Regions from separate parts of the Homo sapiens genome. Here regions 2 and 3 are each linked to region 1. The links are chromatin loops, found by intact Hi-C in ENCODE. Cell type or tissue: PC-9. All regions are shown on one strand. Each heading gives the region's core, and the rest is flanking DNA. Links, peaks and the distances in the headings are about the cores only. Region 1 holds the start of LINC00472 (long intergenic non-protein coding RNA 472). Region 2 has its middle 79 kb from the start of LINC01626. Region 3 overlaps LOC105377853 (a long non-coding RNA gene).

Region 1 (5,103 bases), core at 900-3,399:
AGGAGTTTCATTCAGATCTATTTTGAGAGAAAACTGATGGGCTCAAAAATATACTTCAGTTGAAAAAATGTGCAGTCGAGGAAATATTAATGTTCTGATAATAAACAGAGAATAATAACACATTTAAGACTGTTCTGCACTTGGCACAGTATTTTACAGAAAGCAAAGTGCTTGACAAACACTATCTTGGAGGGATCTTACAGCACCCCAAGGAGGCAGGTAGAGCCAGGCGTATTGTTCTCTTGTAACAGAGTTAGTCATTAAGAGATTGGCTCAAGGTCAATCCAGAACCTGGATCTGTTGATAAAACTTTATTTCAGGGGTCATGTTATCCCCCGAACTTAATGTGGTAAGTCATGGTGAGTTTCAATCACGAAAGCAAGGAGGTAATATAGCCATATTTTTCTTGTTTGAGATCTCTCTCTTCTTTCCGTTCATTGTACAGATCACCCTTTAAAAAATGTATTTGGTCATCAAAATAATTTATAAAGAAGGAACATGCCACATGTGTACAAAAATTTTTAAATGCACAGTTTATTACCCGAAGAAATAAACTGACGTAACTATTTGAAGTACAAATAAGTGTAATTTTATTTTAAAAGATGCAAATATGTGTTGCCAAATACTGTTTTCGTCATGGTGTAGTCCACTTTCAGTAAACAACTCAATGAAGTTTATAAACTTCATATGAACAGTAACAAATGAGTCATCCTATTCAAATCAAATAAACAAATAACTAGTGTGCCTATTATTTGTAAGGTCCTGTGATCAAAAGGTACAGTCGTTTATAGCCAGTGCTTTACTCAAGTCCTTTCTTGATAGATAGATGGGTGGCAGATGGATAGAGATATCCTACATATCTATCATCTATCTCTACATTCTTCTTTTCCGGTATTTCATCCAACTTCCACTAAAGATAGTTTGTGTGACTTTATTATAGAAATAAAGTTCACAATAAAGATGATTTACATACAGAACTCTTATATTTTCATTCATGGAAAAAACCACAACATGGTGGTGCCAGTGACAGTCTGTGTTTTGGGGCAGGATAGAAACTAACCTGCTTCAGTTACCTGACATTCTAGCAAACTTATTAGGAACACAAACGCTCGGGTCTCTGAATGCACCAACCTGAGCGCCGGCTGATTAGGCATTGTAAAGCAGTGTTCTAAAAGGAAAGGCCTTCACTTAAACAGTGCTACAACGTGTTTGTTCAGCTTTCTTTCATACACAAACTTTTGCCAGAAAAGGCGTTTTAAGCCGAGGGTAAAGATTTTGTGCGTCCACCGTTCCCATCTTCAACTCTTTAGAATAATAGTCATTTAAGCACCGGACCTGTCTTCAGATTCTTACTTTGCGACACAGCTTTGGCCGGACTTGGCTTGATCTGGGCTCCAGGATCGGTCCCACCACCCGGGCTCGGAGCGGTTTGTTCCTAGTGGATCAGGGCGGGTGTGTTGCCGGAGTCGCCTTCTATTGGCTACACTCCCGGGGACTGGCTGGGCTTTCCGACACCTGATTGGGCGGAACAGCCCTCTGTACGCCGACATCATTGGAGGGCGCTGGAGCCAGGGGGCGGAGCGGGTTCCCCAGGATTCTTGACCGGGCGCGCTAGTCCGTCCGCTGAGCCGGGCGCGGGGCGCAAGAGCGGAGCTGCGCGAGCCGCTGCGGAGGGAAGGGCTCCTAGCCAATTGGGGTCTTTGAGGCGAATGCGAGGCTGGGGCCGGTTGCCTACCGGCCGCTTCTCGCCGAGGCAGTCCAGACTTTTCCCCCGGCGGTGCCCGCTCCAAGACAGCATCTGTCAACGCTCCTCTTCTCCCCTCCTCCTCCTGCCGGGCCGGGCTCCGCCGGCTGCGGCCGAGAGGACGCGGGACCCGGCGCGGTGAGCCCATCAGCTGTCAGGCGAGCGGCGAAGCGGCTGGAGGGCGGCGAGAGACACACAAAGAACGCGGTGGGCGGCGGCGGCGAAAGGGGACGGCAACTCCTCCCCGCGCCCGCCGGTGCCACCGCCGGCCGTGCTTGTTCCGAGGCCGCGCAGACAATGCGGCCGGGCTCGTCCCCGCGTGCCCCAGAGTGCGGAGCGCCCGCGCTCCCCCGACCCCAACTTGACCGTCTCCCGGCTCGCCCAGCCCCCTCCCGGGGTAGGGGCGCCCCCTCCCTCCGGTGGCCGGCGAAGGAAGTCGGTCCGCGGCCGCAGATCCCGGCAACTTGCGAACCGGGAAAAGTTTGCGGCGCCTCCGCGGGGCGGCGCGACGCGGCCCGCCCCTCGCGTCCGCGGTCATCGCGGGTGACTTTCTCGACTCGTCGTCAGCCGGGGCCGCAGCGCGGCCGGTGGGGACTGCGGGGCGGGCCGGAGTCCGTCCGAGGGCTCCCGCACCTCGGGCTGCGGGTGAGTCGGCTTTAGGCGCCGTGGGCTCAAGTGGTTTAGGGCACCTGGGCTTGGGAAGAAGTCGTGGAGAGAGCCTTTAATACTTTATGGAGCTGGCGGGGAGAACAAATAAAATTGCGGTAGCTTGAAGGGCACTGACATGCCACTGACTTGGGAACCGTATCCGTGGGAACTCTTCGGGTGCCGGCGCGACCAAGGGCCTGTGCGCGGCTGGGTGGGAGATGGAAAGGTTAGAAGGTCGCGGACTAGCCCTGCCTGCGACTGGCTCAGCTTGACCTTGGACCAGTGACTTTACCACTTAGATTTTTCTCGTGGGTAATATGTGGGGCCACAGCAACGTGGTCTATGCTGTCGTCCAGTTTTTAGACTACATCTCCGTTTTTGAGATTTTCCTAGGGCCTCAACACGGTGCGCGAGTTATCAAGCGATAGGCCAGGATATGTTTACATGCGCCTGGATTCACCTTTCAGCCTACTCAGAAGTAACTTTTAAGTCTGATGTTTTAAAACACTAACATTTAAAGGCTTTCCTTCACTATCCATTGCTTATTTTACGAACCTTAGGATTGTCGTATTTTGCTGCACCATTTGGAATCCTAGGGGCCAGGGTGGGGACAGAGAGCCAAGTCTGAGGGTGAAGTGGCAGGTGCCCCCGGGCGATCCCTGCCGGATCCAGTTGAGGGGGAGAACAAAGCATTTATTATGCATAAGAGAGAGTGAACAGGGCAGGTGTTTGTGTTTTTGTTTTCTGTATTATACTGAAAACTTTTTTTGGTTGGGGGGGTGCGGGCAGTGGAGGAGGGGACAAAGAAGAAAAAGAAATGTCAAAAAAGAGAGGAAAATGTCACTTATACCCAAAGTAAATCTTAAAACTAATGTAAGTCTTCCTTACAGGAACAGCAACACATAATGCAAGTACATCTTGATCTAATTTTAATGAAGGATTGAAAATAGCTACTGTGTTCAGTATTACTGACGCCAAGGCAGCTCACTTACATAATCTTCTTTGTTGAGATGTGTTAGTGGCATGTATAATTTTGATAAATAATTAATGTTAAAGGTTTAGTCCGGCAATGGTATTGAAATATTGTCGTCACAGATTGTATTGCAAGACAATGGTGTGTAAACTTTTGGTTATCATGATAACCTGCATTTTTTTCTCTAAACAGTAAAATCACACATTTTTCATAACCAAAATTCTCTTAAATAATGCATGTGTACTTTGTCAGTAGTGTATACAGGAGAAATTATTTTGTTCTGTAAATGACAAAGTCTTTCAGTTTTCTCACCATTTCATGAGAGTGAATTCTAGATTTCAGGTACTCCACTGGGCATTTTCTCTTCATGGAGCTTATAGCAACAAAAGTGTTTTACAAAAGTAAGTGCATAAGTATAGATACTCAACCAATATTTGCTGAATAAAATACTCAGATGACAATAATTAAAAGTCCATCTTGTTCATCCTTAAAGAGAATGATGATCATGCTTTAGTGGAGAGAATGAAAGTATCAAAGAAAGAACTGGCAGAAAAACAGAGCTTAGTTCCAGTATCTAGCCTAAATGTTTATGCTTTAAAACAGGTATACGCATTTGAAAAGAGACAAAGACAAGTGATAGGGTTTCTAGGAGAAAGATAGCAGTATTGATTTAACGTAGTACATTTTATGACCTAGTTTTGTTTGAAGAACACGAACGTTTGTAAAGGTATATTTCTTAAATAATCAGTAGCTGTTTGCATTGTGATTGGATGTCTAATTAAATGGCCTAATCGTAACCATAATATCTCACTTGAATGCTGTTTTTAAATTCATTTTTAAAATAGCTTGAAATAAACCAATTTAGTTACATGAAGGAAAGTATACCTTTTGAAATCAAAATCCACAGTGAGGAAAAATTATTGTCAGTGTATCACCAAATGTAAATTAAGCACTGGAAGTAGCATCTTGCCAAGAAGGTCTTCACTCTAGACAATCACTTTGTGTAGAAGAGGTATAATGTGGAATGTGGACTGCAGTGAGAGATGCCCTTATTCCTCTGAGGGTCTATTTGGTGACATCAGGAAAATACTAACGCCCCCCCACCACTTCACCATTTGTAAACCTGGCAACTTCTGGAAAGCCTAGTGGCCTTATTTCAAAGTAACCACTCAACCTAGAACTTAGCATTGATATTTGAACAGGCTATTTTTGTAGAATATGGGTTCTCCTCTGTGCAGATTTGCTGGCTGGGCTATCTTGTAAGAGATCACAGCAGTTTATCTCAGAGTGTAGTCCTTAGATCACCTGTGTCAGAATCACCTGTAGTGCTTACAAAACTTCAAAATCCTGGGCACATCCCACATTTACATAATCAGAATGTCTGTGAACAGAACCTAGAATTTCTGTTCATAAAACCCATTTATGCCTAGTGTTCCATTATTGGAATGCTGAGCTTGTGGGAGTTATTTATATCCTACGGCTCGAGGTCATTGCCAAGGTCTGATTTTTCGCAAAAAAATGTGCAACCTCTGGCATAAATGGGTTAATGAACTCCTTCAGAAGTGAGAGTTAATTACACTAAATTTTAAGAATTAGTGTTAGAGTTTTCTTGCCACAGTTGTAATGCTCATGTTGCTTTCTTCCAGGAACATTAAAATCTCCCCAGATGCTCACTGCTCTGATCATTTCCCCTACAGCACCAGACATGTTGGCATCATCTCTTAGTTGGGCCATGTGG
Region 2 (5,103 bases), core at 1,779-4,278, 79 kb before region 1:
GAATCTTCTATGAGACCACATTTTAAAAAGAATGTGGTTAAGATACAAAAGTTGTAGCTGGAAAAGCAATGCAGAGGGCAAAGTCTCATGTGAAAAGCAAGGGTAAAAATGGAAGAAACACGTGATAGGATCGGAACTCCAAAAAATGGAGAGTTAGTCAGGATGGAACATTCAGAACAGGTATAAGAAACAGCTTTACGGTAGCTGTTGCAACTTAAAAAGATCATGGTGTGACACTCTGTTAACAAGTATTATTACAGGTTAATGATAATCTAGTTATATAATAATAAACTGAAGGTTATAGAGGATCTAAATGTGCTTCCAAGTGCTAAAAAATAAAATCTTTCATCAAATCTAAGATGCTATTGTGTGTAAGATGTATCTGAATGTTAGAGGGTTAAGATGTGGAATCAGGTGTGACTTAGAACCTAAGATATATGGTAAAGTGAATTCTCTTCCATATAATTTAAAATGCTGGATATTTTATTATACCATGTTTCTTTGAAAGTGGTGCAATATATAGTATATTTTGTAGTTACGTACCCATTCCACAGATTATTTAATAAATCCCTGAAGTGAAACACACTACACAACAATCTCTAAAGGCAGAGAATTAAAGGGGACATGGATCATGTTTTCCCAGATCATATTGTTTTGTAATAATTTGATCAAATACCCTATCTACAAATACCATATATTTTGTTATCTTAGGATGGGCTGGGCCTTAATGGTCTCAAATTGACCCTCAAATCTCAGTAGAGTAATCCAACAAAGGTTTTATTCTAGATCAGCTCACATCACGGTCTGATTCTGTCAGGAAGCCTTTCCTCATCTTGGAGCAACAAAGTCTGGAGCATAGAGTCTCCTGGGCTACTACAGCAGGGAAGAGACATGGAGGGAACCTATTGAGACCGTTAGCAGCCTTGGTCTGAAGCTCGCTTTGTTCCTCTGCTTGTGGTCATTGGTGGAGCATTCATCTAGGCCAACTGAACTGCAAGAGAAGCTGGGGACTATTGAAAATCAGAATGGAGATTTCTGAACACTATTTCTGGGATAGGAGTTATTTATTAAATGGCTTTACTTGGACAGAAATCCTCTAAACACTATGTGTTTTCATGAAGCAATCAATGAAGAAGTTGCCTGACTCCCTGATTGACATCTGTGCTCCACGTTTGCTCTCCTTGATATATCTTTTTGAAAATAAGTTGCATCTTTTTCTAGCTTCATATTTTATAAATAACATACTCTTCTGTAAAAATAAAATATAATTTATTTACAATAATCTCATTAGGCATGAACATCACTTTCGAAGTATCGTGGACAAAGTATTTAGAACCATATAAAAATTATAATTATGGCTATGCAAGCTCCCCTTTGGATCTCAGGCTTTAAAGATTGAAACATATAGCACAACAAATAACATTAGGTATGACAAAGCTACTGCATCCCCAGGCCCAGGGAGTACCATTTGTGTGTACTGGGAGTAAGTGGTGTGTGCAGGGTCATCTGAAAAGAGCAAGGCAAGCCTACCCCTGGAGTTGTAGGACACACAGCAGCCCAGGGTGGAAACCTGAAAAAAATACTCATTTTAATCTTTATTGAAAAACATTATCTGCCCTGAAACTATAATTATGGACTCTCAAGAAGAGAGCAACTTTATGGAATAAAATTAGAGAGGAGTTTTGCCTAAAACACTCTATTTGAAATGACGTAAAAATGAACAAATAAAGGAATTTAACTGCTGGCCTGAAAATGTAAGCATAGAAATAAATAAAAATAGAAACATAGTCCCTAGTATTTTAGAACAAGGCCAGAAAAATGGAGATTTTAACAGCAGAAACCATTAAAATTTTTGATGCCTCACCACATGAAGGTGGAAGCTTCCCCACTCCTGAATTGTTTCAACTGCCTTCTTTCTTTCTTTTGTTTGTTGTTTATTTGTTTTAGAGACAGGGTGTCATTCTCTCACCCTGGCAGGAGTGCAGAGTGCCATCATAGCTCCCTGCAACCTTGAACTCCTAGGCCCGAGTGGTCTTCCCACCTCAGCCTCCCAAAATGCTAGTATTACCGGTATGAGCCACAATGCCCAGCCACTTCCAATTATTTTCTTTCACTCTCTCTCGAGTCTGATTATATATTGTTACTAATTTTTAACAAACATGCCAGAGTTTTGCATTTAAATGAATGTTGTTTCAGTCTAAGTAGTCATCTTGGGAGGCTGTGGGTTAATTTGATTGATGTTATCATTGTCCAAATATTTTTGGAAACTCCTCTTTTGGAATTGCCTTCAAAGTCAACATCACATACTTTGGAACAGTGACAAATCAATGTCCTAAAAGGAAGACTCTTATTTGAAGCCACTAAATGTTCTTTGAAGTTAAATTTATTACCTAAAGGAAATTATCCAGCTTATTAATATCACTTTAAATTCTAAGATATATATGAGAAGATATGACCTTAATAGTAATTATGATTTTATACAACCTACACACAGGTATGAAAGATACTTTGATAAAATGTTTTGAGCAAAAATAGCTAGTGTTAATGTTGTTGGTAGCTATCAGTCCATGGAAATCTCTATAAAGTCTACTATATTTACTTAAAATTGTTTTTTGGCTTTTTTTTAAATTACACTTTATGTTTTCAGGTACAAATTCTCTGTTTGAGCATTCTAACCAAATAAGGCCAGATGACTTATTGACCCTTCCACCAGTTTTTAAAATTATGGTGTCATTTTGTATTTCCACTACCTTAAAATAACTATATAACCAAATTAAACTCATTAGGATCTTATATTCAATTAACATTAACAGTTTTTTAAAATATATATATAGTTTTGTAATAGTTTTAAAAAGCATGAGATGAAAGGAAAAAGCAATAGATTTGGGGTACCTAATTAATGCCAGGCACTCAGCCTGACTGAAACCAGAAGATAACTGGAGTGGGGAGAACCCAAGCCAAGTGTGTACTTGGATCTTCCTTTTGGATGAGGGCACAGTGGGGCTTCTCAAACCAGGATGGGACAGACCTTCCTGGGTGCCCTGTTGATTTGTCCCTCAAACCACACAGCGAAAGTTACCTCCCACTGGGAAGATGCCATAGGAAGGCCTGATTTCCCACCACTAATGCTGCTGAAGCTCAGGCTTGTTGGTTGTTTTGTTTTAGAGACAGGGTCTGGCTCTGTTGCACAGGCTGGAGTGAGTGGTGTGATCATAGCTCACTGCAGCCTCCAACTCCTGGGCTCAAGTGATCCTCCTGCCTCACCTTTTCACATTCCACCTGCTGGGATTACAAGTGTGAGTCACCACACTGGGCCTGAAACAGAGACTTAATGTCCCAATCATGGCCACTGGATACTGAGAGAAAAATTTCTGTGTATGGATGGGAAGGGTGAGGCTTGGTAGGCATAGCTTTTGAGACAGGAAGAGGAAGCCCCTCTTTTCTCCTCCAGATTGTGATTTGGGGAAAGCCAGGAGAATCTCAGAGTCCTGCCACTCAAAACTAACCATCCTATATAATGCATCAAAATCTCATTATTTTTATTTTTATTTATTTTATTTATTTATTTGAGATGGAGTCTTGCTCTGTTGCCCAGGCTGGAGTGCAGTGGTACAATCTTGGCTCACTGCAACCTCCACCTCCTGGGTTCAAGCGATTCTCCTGCCCCAGCCTCCTGAATAGCTGGGATTACAGGCACATGCCACCACACCCAGCTAATTTTTGTATTTTTAGTAGAGATGGGATTTCACCATGTTGACCAGTCTGATCTCGAACTCCTGACCTTGTGATCCGCCTGCCTTGGCCTCCCAAAGTGCTGAGATTACAGGCGTGAACCACCGTGCCCGGCCATCATTATTTTTAATAGATCTATAATGTCCCATATTATTACCATATCATAATTTATTCAACTATTCCCTCTGTAATGAACATTCAACTTGTTTTCAGGTTTTTGCCACCTGAAAAATCACCTGTTTATTACAGAGCTTTTACTTTATAAGTAATAAACCCTTTAATAGACATGTGTTTATGTACTGGTAATTCCTCAATTGGGATTGCTAAATAAAAGTGTATGATGTTTTAAATTGTAATAGCCATTTCCAGTTTAATTTCTAAAAAGGTTTGAGCAAGTCACACTCCCAGCAGCTAAGTAGAGGGCCTACTTCACTAATGTTGGACAGTGTTTTCTTCTTTAAATTTTTGCTTATCTGGTGTGTGAAATATTCCATCTAATTTTCTTATATTTTTCATTTCCTTGATTCACTAGTGAAAATACAATGTTTGTGGCCCATTTTCTTTTCTTTATTTACAACTTCTTTTAGTAGTCATTTGTACATTAGGAATATCACTTACATGTCTTCTGATGGCATTCTGACTGCATATATTTTTCCCAATCCATTGTTTTGTATAAGATATGTCTTCAAATACACACAAATACACACACACAGTCATGCACTGCATAATGACATTTCAGTTAATGATGGGCCTCTTTTACGACGGTGTTCCTGTAAGATTATTGGTCCTATAAGATTATAATACTGTATTTTTGCACTACCTTTTCTATATTCAGATATGTTTACATATTAAAAACTTACCACTGTGTTACAATTGCACACAGTATTCAGTAAAGACACAAGCTGCAAAGGTTTATAGCCTAGAAGCAATAGGCTATGCCATATAGGCATGTAGTAGGCTATACCATCTAAGTTTGTGTAAGCACTCTATGATGTTTGCACAGTGGTGGAATCACCTCATGATTTATTTCTCAAAATGTATCCCCATTGTTAAGTAATGCATGACTATATATGTATATATGTACACACACATATATATATATTCCTTCATTCTAATCCAGTTAAATATAACCATGTTTTCTTGCTAAGTTTCCTACCTACCTTAACATCTCTCTTGACCAAAATTGTACACGTATTTTTAAATATTTTGTTTTATTTTTAATTTTTACATTTTGTTTATATTAAAATTTCATTTAAAGATAGGGTCAAGGAGGAACCCCCTAGAAGCTGATGAGCCTTGTAAGTTCCAGTAGTTTCCAACTCATCTTTAGGTCATTTCTTCCTCACAAATCATTCCTTTCTCATGCAAATA
Region 3 (5,103 bases), core at 1,246-3,745, 59 kb before region 1:
AGTGTGGAAGGAAATGGACCCAGGAGAAATGCACTGCAGCAGCCCAGGTAAGAGGTTGGAATGATGGCGAGAAGAGGACAGGTTTGGGATGTTTTAAGGTGGGTTTGACACATCTTATTGACACATGGAATGAAAAGATGAGGGAATCAAGAATAACTCTCAGACGTTGGCTTCAGCTACTGGGTGGAAATTGGTGCCGTTTAACTAAGCTGGGCTAAATGTCAACTAAGGTGTTTCGATAACATTTGCATTTAATTGTGGCCTTTAATGTCTTTAGCAGGAACATGAATATTTAGGAGATTGCAGAAATAGTAGGGGAAATACTTTTGAAATGCTGAGAGGAGAATGTTTCCTTCCTTTAAAAAAAAAAAAAAAAGAAAGAAAGCAAAACTGATTTTCTGAATTTGGCAATGAAAGCTGGACCTCCTCAATGGCATGAGGTGATATGACCTTTTCCTGCTAGATTCACCCCTCCACTTGGCAAAATCTTCTCTTTGGCCCAAAGAGCAAGAAGGAAGGGGAAATCCTGATTTTCCTTTAATGCTTGATCCAAATATGACTCTTCCTTTGGTATCTTTGAGCATGTCTTTGACACAGCATGAACATTTAAATATGAAACAGATGTAAGACATACCATGAAACTCAATTTTTTAGTTTACCGAGACATAACTTTTCCCCAACTTTCTGTCCACTATAGATCTCTTTTAAATTCCTTATCCTTCCTCAGGAGGTGGAGATAGTGGGGTGTTGGGAGTCCCTGTTATCTTAGCACATCCACCGTCCAAACACTCAGTCCAAGACCTCTCCTTTCATCTAGCCTGGTGTTCAAATTCTCCCTCTTTCTCTTACTCAAGGCATCCCCTTTCTTGAATGAATGATGCTGGGGATAACCCCTTCCCTATCCAGAGGACTGTGGTATCTGCCTCTTTAAGTTCAAAACAATCACATACAAGCAATACACATGCACTTGCTGGGGCAGGAAGGGGTGGGATCCTTTCCTTCCTTTAGCCTTTTGGCATCTCAAATTAGTCTATGTGAAAGGCCTTCTCTTTACAGACACCTAATGATTAAGAAGTCAGACTCTGGGGAGAGACCACCAGTTTTCAAATCTTATCCCTGTTGCTTACTAGATGAGTGAACTTAAGCATTTATTTAACCTCTCTGAGCCTCAGTTCTTCTTATGAAGATCAGGGATAATAGTACCAATCTCACAGGGTTGTTGTGAGGATTAAATGAGATGGTATATGTAAAATGCTCACCCCAATGACTAGTTCTTAGTAAATTCTCAATATACATTAGCTATTATTATTACTACAGAAATATCATCATCATCATTATCATCATCATGATTATCATCATCCCAGTTCATAATGAAATCAAGATGTACAATCGTGGTTACAAATTTTTCATAGACTCAACCCAGAAATAGAGTGCTTTGGTGCAATATCTGGGGCATATGCATAGAGGATCATAAATAAATTAATAACTAAGTTTCTTTCTGTATTTCCTCTATGAATCTATAAATATATTCCTTTCTTGTATACTAAAAATCAAAATTAAATTCATGATTTCTAAGGCCATGCATTTTAAATGTTTTAGGTGTCCACTTGATATTAACTCTGTTAGTATAAAATTTCCCAAATATTCACCTAATCCTATCCCTTCCAGCTTTGTTATAACTAACAGTTGCCTCTTTCATAGTTGCCACCATGTAATATCAAATGAGCACTCTTCTGTTATAAGTTCACTATAGAGTAGTTGTTTGCAGATTGCTCTTAATAATAGTACAGTTTTGTTCTGAACCTATGATTCATGAACAAGTTTGAAAACAAAAAGGCAGAAGATGAACTATAAATCCTAATGCTGGGAGAGAGAACCAGGCTATTCAGGCAGATAAATCTCAGATATCTCAGAATTGTGATCTTCTGGATCCTCATTATTATTCTCAGCAGCAGGGAGAATTGAAAATAGTTGCATTTCTACAATGGATAAACAGGTAGCTTATACAAGATCTTTCTGTTTGGGTCAAAAATAGAAATATAAATAAAAACAATGAAACCGTCAAATAGTAAAGATATTCTTGAACCAAAAGAGCCAGGGTTCAGCTGTACTTGCAATAAGGCCCATTGAGGGAGCCAGTCATTCTAAAATATCCCTTCATTTTATTCATTTTTCTCTTTAAAAGACAAAAAACAAAACAAGACAAAACCACAAAAGAGAGGAGACACGTTATATAATCTACACACTGGAAGCCTAACCATTTTTATTTCTTATTGCAGTTTGAATTGGAAAGGAACACAAAGTCCTAGAACATGGTAATTCATCTCCTGTTTCTTTGTCTGCAACTACAAGTAGGAGATAGTTCAGAACCATGCCAATCAGAAAACACAACAAAGCTGTATTAGCTTCTTATTTGTTTACTGACAGATCACAGGCCACTTCCCTGGAATCTCAGACATCCTGTTAGGTCTTAGAGGCTCCATCCAGGCATACCTAGAGAACTTCAGAAAAGAAAGGGCGTTTAAAAGGGCTCCTCTTTTTGTTCTGTGAACATATCATAGTTGAGTTGAGTTTTTAAAATATTCTCCACCCTTGTTTGTTTCTTAATGCAACACCAAGATGTAATTTGTATGGAAGCCAAAACTAGAGACATGCTGAATATGTGAATACTGAGGAAGTGGTTTCCTTAGCAATAACAGGCATGTGAAAGTCAAAACTTCCTTTCCTTCTCATGTGACCTTTTTCATAGCAATTCAGATAGAGGACAATGGAATTGAATTCCAAGCACCCACAGTATTCATGAATTGCTAAGCAATGATTCACCAAGTACCCAAATTACTCTAGACTGCTTGAGCATTTTATTAGTGAAATTGCTTTGTATTTAAAATTTCCTTCCTCACTTTGTACATCAGTTTTCCTCATTCCTACAGGCCACTTTTCCACCACTTTGAGACAACAGACATAAATAGAGCAGTACCAAGTAGTGATTAGTATAAGGACTTCAGAATATCAGAGTGTCAGAGCAAAACATTTCATACAATATTCATAACTATTTCCTTCCTTTGGAAACATTAGCTACTAGATGCATATAGAAAAAGTTTGCTCGATAGCTAGCTACAGTTTGTTATTTCCTCAAAATAAATAATATAACTTAATTTGGGGGAATTCACTCAGTTGTATTTTAGAAACACTGAAGTTTTCTTTTGTTCTAATTACCGATGTATTTTGACCCACTCATCCTGGAAAAAAAAAAGTGCTACATTTGGCTTACAAATTGCACATTTGGCTTAGTCCTCAAAGGTGGTAATTTATTTAACAATACATTAGCAAGCTGGGACCTTCAAGTGGTATTTTTTTTGCCTTTGATTAAATTGTAGTGTTTTGAGGAACATAGACAAGGCAGTCTTATGAACTCTTATTTCTCTTTATAGTCTGTGAATTGTGAATTTCAAAATGACTAACATTACTTAACTTCTTTCAAAATTCTATTAAGTGACTCTGCAGTGAGTGTTGCCAGACAGACCTAATACCCAGGTAGCTATAGGTCTGTGATCCTGATCCTCTGTGCTCCTGATACTTGTGTTTCACAGGGCTGTAATAGTGGCTCTCATACTGGGTTATTATAAGTATTCATAAAGTGTGTAAAGCAAATGGACTAAGTAGAAAGGCACCGTAGCAACCCAGGTGAGAGGTCATCATGATGGAGGCAAGAAGGCAGATTTGGGATGTTTTAAGGTGGATTTGATGCATCTTAATAATAAATTATATGAATGGATGGAGAGAATCAAGGATAACTCTAAGATTTTGGCTTCAGCAACTGGGTGGATATTGGTGCTATTTAACTAAGCTGGGCTGGATGCAATAAGGTGCTTTGATAACATTTGCATTTAACTGTGATTTTTAATGCCTTAACTCAGGACCACAAGTACTTGGGGAATTGCAGAACTAGTAGGGGAAATATATTAGAAGAGTGAGTGTTGCAAAGTAGCTGCTCAATAAACCTTAGTTCTCCTTTCCCCTATCTGTCTCTTTGTTGTGACATTGACTTTGTTGTGACAGTCAATTTAACCTAAACTGCTCCTAGTTTAATGGCTCTTCTGGACTCAGAAGTAGTGCAACATACAGCCTTCATATTCAAGTGGCCCCAATCGTTACCTTCCTTGATAGTAAATAAGAGGTGAGTCTTAATAAAAGTATAAGGATCTCCAGTGAATTCACTATCTAACCACTCTCTACAGAGCTTGTGAGATTGTTTAACAAAGACAGTCTGAGTGGCCCAGGCAAGCAGGGTAATTTTCCACACCTTCAGACAAATACAGTGGAGATACAAAGTTTGCAATGTTCTTATTTGGCCCCCACACACTGCACTCTGGCAGTGAGAGAGGTCAGGCTTTCAGGAGGTTATTTCTGAACCTAGACAAGCATCCCACAGTGTGTGTGCACTGCTTACCCTCAGTGAAAAGTGGTTCTCATTTTTAGTGCCGTAAATCCTATGATCATCCCCTCCCTTTTCTAACCAAAGCTGGTTCTGGAAGGTGGGCACTACCCCACAGTGTTGATTTGGCTAGTCCTGCTTCCACTGTAGCCAAAGTCACTGAGAAAGTACTTGATTATCTTTAGGAGTAGAACAGCCAGGGTAAGCCAGTGGAAAAATGTTACAGAATGACAAGTAAGTGCTTGCTAAAATATTTTTGGTGCTCACTTCAGGTTGACTCAGCAGGTCAGAGAAATGCGAATCCAGAAGTTAGGAGTGACCTTGGCTAAGTCACTTTATCTCTCCAGCCATTGAAAGCTTGGATTAAATCATAGGCTTTAGAGCTAGGTTCCATGGAGCTTTGGAGTTCTGTTATACCTGTCACAGGATAGGGACCATTGATAAAAGAGACTCTTAGCAGATGAGAATCTGGACATCTGGGCTCGGAGAAGCTTTGATTTTACCTGTTTTTATACACTGATTTAATTTGTTTAAAAATATCCACGAGCGAAAAGGAAAAAATAATTAAAAGTATACGCTAGATGGTTTCTAATTTCTTTTGAACCTGGACGTTCTAAAATTGTTACAAGAACAGGTATATAGATTGTAATTCACATAAGAACCAGTTA

Evidence for each region. A loop is a pair of places that touch in the nucleus more often than their neighbours do. Peaks named below come from ENCODE experiments on the same cell type or tissue, not always from the same donor. Only the 100,000 strongest peaks of a DNase experiment are listed, where the experiment ranks them.
Region 2: it touches region 1 in a loop (2.6-fold over the local background); 9 of 110 quality-filtered maps call a loop at or near these places.
Region 3: a loop joins it to region 1, with 2.9 times the contacts of the local background. A loop is called at or near these places in 13 of 110 quality-filtered maps.

Annotation. Positions count from the first base shown.
Region 1 is chr6:71,417,352-71,422,454 of GRCh38, reverse strand. It overlaps LINC00472 (long intergenic non-protein coding RNA 472), which reads left to right and starts at 1,710. Exons shown (of 3, transcript NR_121614.1): 1 at 1,710-2,389; 2 at 5,063-5,103. It overlaps LINC01626 (long intergenic non-protein coding RNA 1626), which reads right to left and starts at 1,428. Exons shown (of 8, transcript NR_121615.1): 1 at 1,354-1,428. In PC-9, for the core only: CTCF peaks have their summits at 2,055 and 2,265; a DNase peak (open chromatin) is centred at 1,504; H3K4me3 peaks cover 2,500 bases; H3K27ac peaks cover 2,244 bases.
Region 2 is chr6:71,497,018-71,502,120 of GRCh38, reverse strand. No RefSeq gene overlaps it. Among named protein-coding and RNA genes, the nearest start is that of LINC01626, 79 kb to the right of the region's middle. In PC-9, for the core only: no CTCF peak of the experiment used is centred there; a DNase peak (open chromatin) is centred at 3,290.
Region 3 is chr6:71,476,644-71,481,746 of GRCh38, reverse strand. LOC105377853 (a long non-coding RNA gene) reads right to left here. Exons shown (of 4, transcript XR_942683.3): 4 at 2,235-2,501. Among named protein-coding and RNA genes, the nearest start is that of LINC01626, 58 kb to the right of the region's middle. In PC-9, for the core only: no CTCF peak of the experiment used is centred there; a DNase peak (open chromatin) is centred at 2,726; H3K27ac peaks cover 2,159 bases.